Linked DNA regions of Mus musculus: region 2 is linked to region 1. Evidence: chromatin loops called from intact Hi-C (ENCODE). Cell type or tissue: left cerebral cortex. All regions are shown on one strand. Region 1 overlaps Sipa1l2 (signal-induced proliferation-associated 1 like 2). Region 2 holds the start of Gm51602 (a long non-coding RNA gene).

What was found. Peaks named below come from ENCODE experiments on the same cell type or tissue, not always from the same donor. Only the 100,000 strongest peaks of a DNase experiment are listed, where the experiment ranks them.
Region 2: it touches region 1 in a loop (2.1-fold over the local background); 9 of 42 quality-filtered maps call a loop at or near these places.

The regions. Positions count from the first base shown.
Region 1 is chr8:125,501,486-125,505,485 of GRCm38, forward strand. All of the region lies in intron 2 of Sipa1l2 (signal-induced proliferation-associated 1 like 2), which reads right to left. Among named protein-coding and RNA genes, the nearest start is that of 4930566D17Rik, 19 kb to the right of the region's middle. In left cerebral cortex, no CTCF peak of the experiment used is centred here; DNase peaks (open chromatin) are centred at 1,546 and 3,277.
Region 2 is chr8:125,555,196-125,559,195 of GRCm38, forward strand. All of the region lies in intron 1 of Sipa1l2 (signal-induced proliferation-associated 1 like 2), which reads right to left. It overlaps Gm51602 (a long non-coding RNA gene), which reads left to right and starts at 1,214. Exons shown (of 3, transcript XR_003947613.1): 1 at 1,214-3,401; 2 at 3,479-3,847. In left cerebral cortex, no CTCF peak of the experiment used is centred here; DNase peaks (open chromatin) are centred at 1,630, 2,540 and 3,644; H3K4me3 peaks cover 575 bases; H3K27ac peaks cover 1,846 bases.

The sequences.
Region 1 (4,000 bases):
GCTTCCAATCAAGGAACGGAAGTGCGAGGCTGGTCAGCCTAAGACAGGTGAGACTTGTCTAGCCTCAGGGGTGAGGGGAGAAGACGCCAGAAGGGAAGAGAGAAAACTGCAGATCTCTTCCTCCCTGCGTGGTTGTGAGCAGTGTGTGAAGCACACCTTGTTTGTACACAGTGGAAGCTGCACATGACAAAGCCAGGCTTTACCACCTGCGACTTCTGCAGACACAGCCAAGCTGTCCAAGAACCAGCAAGGAGCTACTCCAGGGGACCCAAGAACCAGCAAGAGCTACTCCAGGGGATTTTTATGGGCTCGTGCTCTCAGGCTGTGCTGAGAGACGCAGCACTGTAGTGTCTCTGTCTAGCTCCAAGTGTCCCTACTGCCCAAAGGACAGTCTGGAGCCACACAGTACCATAAACTGAGGAGACCCACGGAAGCCAATACCCTTCCATGCCTCCATCCCAGATGGGTCCCATTGTGTTACACAAATGCAGTCTCATGACCTGGAGAAAGATTTTCTGTCATGAAAATAAAACACAACCAGAAAACCAGCATTATTATTCAAGATTACTTAATTCTAAAATTACTATCATCAACACCCAGTGTCTTAAGCACATGTAAGCACTCCTACCCACAAACCACACATCTGGGCTGGAGAGATGGCTCAGTGTTTAAGAGCACATAGCACCAACCGCTCTTCCAGAGGTCCTGAGTTCAATTCCCAGCAACCACATGATGGCTCACAACCATCTGTAATGGGGTCTGATGCCCTTTTCTGGTGTGTCTGAAGAGAGCAATTATATATATGTAGAACCATTCTCCTGTCTCTAAACTAGAACATGTGGCTTTTTTTTTTCCAGACAGGGTTTCTCTGTGTAGCCCTAGCTGTTTTGGAACTCACTCTGTAGATCAGGCTGGCCTCGAACTCAGAAATTCTCCTGCCTCTGCCTCCCAAGTGCTGGGATTAAAGGCGTGTGCCACCACGCCCGGCCAACATGTGGCTTTTTATTCTGATAAACGCAATTATATAGAGAAAGAATCCAAACAGAGGCAGGATGTGGTTCACATCTGCAATCCTCACATGAGAAGTTGAGGCAAGATTCCTTTTTTATCCCAGCATGTGTGTACGCATGTGTGTGTTGTATGGGTATGTCTGTAGGCATGCGTGTGTATATGTATGTGAAGGATGGTCTGTGTGTAAGCATGTACATATGTGTGTGTGCATGTACACGCAGGCTGGACATCCACATGAGGGATTTGCTCAGTCACTCTTAAGCCCCGTATGGCGCTTACTTACTTGTTTGCTCTGTGTATCATGAAGACATGTCAGGAGACCGCTTGCAGAGCCACTCTAACCTCATCAATGAGCTTCAGGCTGAGTGACAGATTCTGTCTCCAACACCCACTTGCCAGTGTCTAAGGAACAACCCCGATGGAGTTGCTGTCTGGCCTAGCCCACACGTGCTCACATGGGATGCCCCACACAAACACAGGAACACATATACACAAATACCCAAGACTCAGATGAAAACAACAGGCAGAAGGCCAGCATCCGCAGAAGGCAGTGGGAGGAAGAGGCTGGCTTCCCCAGATCTTGTCTTAGGGAGCCCAGTCAGCTTTCTGTTACTAAAATGAGGTTCCTGCAGCTGGGTACTAAATAGGGGGAAGTTTAGTTCCAGTTCTGGAGGCTTCTGAGCATGGGTTCAGGATGAGCAGGGAGCCAGGAGCTCAGGGTTGGGGTTCCCACCTCTAACACTTCACTCTTACAAGAACTAGTTCAAGGTCCTGGGGGAAAGACCTTCATCCCTCTGAAGGAAGCAACCAGGGGTCTCTCCTGGGCTCCACCCAACCGTCAGAATTCAGACAGCCTCTACTCCTGAGCTGTCTTCTAGTCACCTGTCTGATGAACCCTACCTTGCAAGATATGTTCTGTGCAAAGATGTTGGATATTATTCTGTATTTATGCTCCTGCACTCCTCCTTGAGAAGTGTCTGTCTGTGACTTACTGGGTATTTTCAGGTGCTGAATTTCTTTTAGTTTATCATGTAATTTAGACATTAACCCTTATCAGATGCACAGCAGACAAAGCTCCCCCCATTCTACAGGCTGCTAGTTCAATCAGCTTGATGTTTCCTTCCATGTAAGAACCTTTGTAAGTTCAATTACTTTAGGGAAAGAGAGAATAGTATTACAGACAAACAAACGGACCCATCTGTGTCCACCCAGTTCTCAGAACACATCAAGAAAGCTGTGTGGAGTCCACATCCCAGCACTCAGGAAACAGAGACAGGAAGATCAGAAGTTCAAGGCCAACCTCAGCTATGTAGGAAGGGCTACATGATACCCCATGTCAAAACACCAAAGTAACTCAAACCTAGTTCCCTTCAGAGACAGCATGAGCCAACCGTGACCCAAGCCAACCGTGACCCGGCCAAGACAGAGTTTTCTGTCTGCAATCCTCTCCTCTCTCGGTCTCTCTTCTGTTTCCCTAAGACCACGTGGAAAAGACCCATGTCTATGGAGCATGAAACAGTCCTGACCTGTTGGCCCAGAGTGTGTGACTGAGGAGGCTCCGGGCTCGTCTTTCCATTTAAGACACAGACAGTAATTTCACACAGTTCTAATAACTCAGCCCACCTGACAGATGCAACTGAAGCCCAGAGAAGCTGGGTCAGTGAGCGTGGCTGAGGTGGGCAGGGCCCTTATGGCTGCTGAGATAGGCACATTCTCCAGCCCCTGTTTAGACTTAATTCCCATTCTAGGAACCCAAAGACAGACTTGGGGGTTTCCCTGGATCTCTTTGTCCCTCCTCTCGATGTAGCCACAGAAAATGAATCTCATTTTTTCTGTTTTTCACTTTTGACTCTTCTAACTGGTTGGACCTGACTCTGGACGTATGTGGTAACCCAAGTTAAATGATATCACAGGGTTTGTGGAACACCTATGCTGTGCAGAGGTGACCTCCAGATACACAACAGCCCAGGAAAGACCCGGCATGTGTCCCACAGCAGAACCTCGGTCTTTTCAAACACGAATCCCAAGTGCAAGTTGAAAGCCAATTTTCTAGAGAGGTAATTACATAATCCACTTTTTACAGTCAAGCTTTGCTGCAGCGTAATTACTTGAGCAAAAGGAAAATAAATACTCAAATGAATATTAGTGCAGTAATCATGGAGATGGATGCTGAAGGCAGAGCCTCCCTGGCTTTAGTGACTTCTATGAGGCACGGACAGAGCTGTTCTGGGGCTGTGCTGGGCTCGCAGGATGAGCAGGCACAACAGAGGAGCCCCACCCCCAGCCCTGGGACCAGCACAGACTGCAAACAACCCCCTCCGTTCTTCCTGTCTCCTGGCAGCCTTTGCTCAATTCACAATGAACTTGGAACCCAAATGGCTCTATTGTGTGGCAGGTACCTTCCCACAGTGCGAAGAAGACTCACAGAAGACACAAACAAACAAGAACAAACTCAATTAAGACACTGTTCATTTACTCTTGCAGCAAACATGAACTAAGCCCTTGCTCAGACTGGTAGCAAGCCAGCACTGCGGTAGTGTCCCTGAAGAGAGACAGCTGCTCACCTTGTGAAGACCACATTCAAAGTGGAACACAGTACAATGCCTGTGCCCAGACAAACTGCAAGGAGGTGGCACACCACACAGGGATGGCATCCACCCAGAGAGGAAGGCTGTAAGGAAAGGAGGGTTAGCACAGGACTGGAGAAAAGATGCGGGCAGGTGAATGTTAGCAGAGGCATGCACCTCCACAGAGACCAAGGGGCCTTGGAGAGCCAGAGGCATGGAGAAAACTGACAAAGGACAGAGATGCTTGCAGTAACTACAGAGGCTACAGGACCCAGCCCTGTATGCTGAGAGTGCACCACCTCAGAAGAGCTGTAGGGACAGAGCCCTGCACTTCTGCCCGGCAGGCACCTCACGGGCTCCAGCACTTCCATGCTGAGGCTCTCCTCTGATTCTTCCCTTCCTTGTCCACCTACTTGCTCTTC
Region 2 (4,000 bases), 54 kb after region 1:
TCATGGATGGCTCTGCACGTCCTTAGAACACACAGGAGAACTAAGGCAGGCCCAGGAAAGCTGACCACACCATTACCAGCCCCTGGACACTGACCCAGCCCTCGGGCAACCACAGACGGCCCCACAAGCTCCACAGTGGCCACTACTACGAGCCTGAGCTGACACCTGGAAAGGGCACTGTAAGGTGCTAGCAGCCAGCGGGCCCCTGAAGTCCTCTCCTGCTGGTGGGACAGAGCCGAAATGCCCATGGAACATTTCTGAATGTACGCACACCCCAGAGCCCCTGAGAAAGCAGTCACTGTTACGCCTGTCCTGGAATAGCCACCCCTTCACCTTCTCTGGATTGTAAATGGGAAGCCAGGTCTTTCCTTACACTCTCTGAGCCATGTCCCCAGAAGCATCATTAGGTGCAGTTCCAAGAGTCTGCCCTCACTCATATCCATACTGAGTTTTACTCCCCCTCCTCCACATGGAACCAACTGCGGTCTGCAGCACAGGGCAGTGATGCCTTCAATAGCAAAGACTTTAAGACTGACCAGGAAGCATAGTTAGAAAGTCTACTCTTCCCACGATGAAAGAATCCCAACAGCAACACCAAGCTGCCTTCTACCACCAAGGGCTGAGCCTGCAGACCTGAGCCTGGTCCAGAGGAGCCCACGGAAATCGCAAAGCATGCTCCTGGGTGTCTGACAGACTCCTCCCAGGAACATGGTGAACAACTGCCCCCTGTTCACAGGTACAGAAACTGAGGCTCTGGTGAGAAAGCCGTGGACACCACAGCCATGGACACACACACACACACACACACACACACACACACACCCCTTACAGTGTAGGATAAAAGTAGAGGATGAACCAGGGCCCAGGATCATCAACTGCACTGGTTCACTTTCCCAACAACACATGATGTCTCAGGAGTCACCTGCTATGGAGGCAGGTTTCAGGGAAGCCTTATTCATGAGCATCAATCTCAGACAAGGAGTCATGAAGTCTGGAGTCACCTCCACAGAACTAACATAAGCCAGGGATGGCAGTAACAACAATTCCCAGCTTCCCGGGATCAGGTAAGGTCATCAGAAGAATGCGGGCAAAGTGAGAGGGACCCTTAGCCACCCACCTCACAGACGGTCCTTTCTTCTCAGCAAGCCTGAGTGGGGACCACGGGTCACTTGGTGAGATGGGGATGAAGCCTTATGAAGGAGGAAGGACATGGGAGGAGCCTAGGTTCAGAGTAGCATCGCACAGACCTCAGGCTGTGCAGTACAAAGGAAGGCTTCTTGGATGTCAGCACTATACTCGAGTGGGTCTTCTTGACCAGGGAGAGTACCCACCAGAGCCAACCTGTCCCCGTGCAAGAGTCACACACTGAAAACAAACACGTGAAGCCACCAGGAACTGCAAACATTGAGTAGAAGCTAGAACTGCTCACAGCTGTAGAGGCCGGGGCATCCCAGGCTTCGGCAACTAAGGCGTGGCAAAGGCGCAGCTCTTAGGTCTGAAAGTTACTTGTAATTCCTCCGAGATTTTCCTGCATTCGCCAGTATCACCTCAGCACAGCAGATCTGAAATCTGGTCTTCCCGGTTTAGGTGGTTCGTGTCCTCCACAGATGACATCATCAAACTGAATTCAGGGAGTTGGAGCAACTGTTGTGTTTGAACTAAAAATGAGTCCTCCGCTTCACAAGGACACACCCATGTCTTCTTCTGCCTCAAGTTTTCCAAATAGCACACACAGCTGAACAGCTGAGCTCTACTGACCCATCTTCAGAGGCAAAGCAGTTGAGCCAGTGCCAGGAGCCCCTGCCAGCCCTGTGCAGATGCCAGGACACAGAGGCCAGACTCACCTGAGTCTCAAGAGTGCACAGTGGTAAAAACCAGGCAGGTGGATGGATGCCTGGACAAGGCAGGAAGTCACTGCTTGGCAGGGAATTGGAGTACAAACGACAAAGAGATCAGGTGAGAGAGAGAAAGCTGCTCCCGAAATCGCAGGCCACTGAAAATGATCCCTGAGCCCATGGGGAGAGCAAAGGAAGTGTGTGATCTACTTAAAGGCAGATCTAAAGTTAATATAGTAATATTTCCACACAGAGCTGAGAGTGTGACCCTTGTAACTGAGTTGCTATTTATATCTCCTCAAGAACATGCAACACTTCACAGTAGAAAACTAGAAACTGGGGTGGGGGTGGGGCAAGTTGCCCAGGAAGGGACAGGAGAGGCGTTCTGGGGAGTCAGTACACTTCACACCCTGACTGAAGCATAGGTTACAACAGATTACACGCATGCCCAAACTCACAGGATGAACAACACACTTAAGCTGTCTGCATTTCATTCTAGAAATTTCACCTCAGGTAACAGGAAGTGCTCAGTCATGAAAAGCAAGGATTCCGTACTTACAGCTTATGTTGAAATACAGTTTAAAACAGAGCCAGCGCTGGCATGGTGGTGCACACTTGTAAGCCTAGCGCTCATGGGGCTGAACCAGGAAGGCTGTCATGAGTTCAAGGCCTATCTAAATGAGTGCCATACTTGGAAAGGCTCCAAATCCCAACCATTTTCCAAAGCTCAGCTCAGGCTCAGGCTCCCATTGCTCTCTAAGCACCCTCAGTGCAGGAAGCTCTAATCTGAAACAGCCAGATAGGGAAATCCCGCTGAGAAAGAGCCCAAGGGTTTCTGTAAGGTCTAAAACTGTACGAACCGACTCTGCCGGAGCTGCGGTAAAGGACTCTGTCTGCCCTTGGAGGTCTGGAACTCTGGAGGTTCCCTGCCAACTCAGCAATCCATCAATGGCTCTATCAAGCAGACCTGTAGCCTGTAACCCCTAGTCATTATTAAAACTGTCTGTGAGAGTTGTGGGGGGGGATGGCTCACTGGGAAAAGTGCCTACTGGCAGACATGAGGACCTGAGTCTGATCTCTAGAACCCACATAAAAAGCTGGGCAAGGTGGCACATGTTTGTGATTTCAGCCCTGGAGAATGGAGTCACAAGGACCCCTGAGTCCCTCTGGCCAGCCAGCATAGCTGAAAATAATGTGGAAAGACACTGGCGGTGTCCTTGACTGGCCCAAAGGTCAACACACATGCGCACCCACACACAGAACGAAGCTCTGGTTCTCCTCTGTAAGACACTCCAAATAGCTGCGGCTCCTTTATGACTTTTTTAGTTATCTTTTTTTCTAACTTTACATTTCCCAGAAAGGATGGTTGGATTCAGTTTTTAGCACCGTGAAGCTGGCAGAGACCAGAGACTGCAAGGAAAACTGGCCTGAGGGCTGCTGCAGGAAGGTGGAGCCTCGGTGTGCCCCACCCCCTCCTCAGCCTGTCTCACACACACACACACACACACACACACACACACACACACACACGGTGGCCCGAGCTTTGCCTCCATGACGCAGCACAAGGTAAGGCCTGAGCCCAGCCTCTCCCCACCTGCCAGCCTCAGTGTTCCCTCACTGACTCAACATCCCCTCTGCCCCAGGCTTATTCTAGAGAGAACCAGAAGCTGTGGTGCCAAGCTAAAAGGATGGATTTAGAAAGCGCCACTGAACCAGACGCACGGCAGCCACCAGACATCACCCGGATTTAACTGCCCTAAAATTAGTTGCAAAGCAGTTATGGGGACCGAGTGATTGCGTCAGAGCCCCTGGCTGGCCAGCTGCCAGCATGAAACACACCCACCGCTTTCTCTAGCAGGGAAACAATATTTTGGCACACGGCCAGTTTCAGAGCCCGTCAAATGCAAGCTTCGCTGTTAACGTTTTCTAATTCAGTGACAAGGTGGACACAGTCTATCCGGGCTGCATCTGCGAGGGTGTTATTTTCTTTGTTGAACACATTTATTCTTCGGGTGAGTAGAGAGCTGTGGCTGAATCCTTTTAAATATTTAAATGCCTGGAATTTATTTAGGGCTTCACATTCAGCTGGCTTCAACAAAGATTATGCAAATGTAGCAAAGGAGAAATGAGAAACAAGACCGTTCCCCTCTTACAGTTCTTTTAAT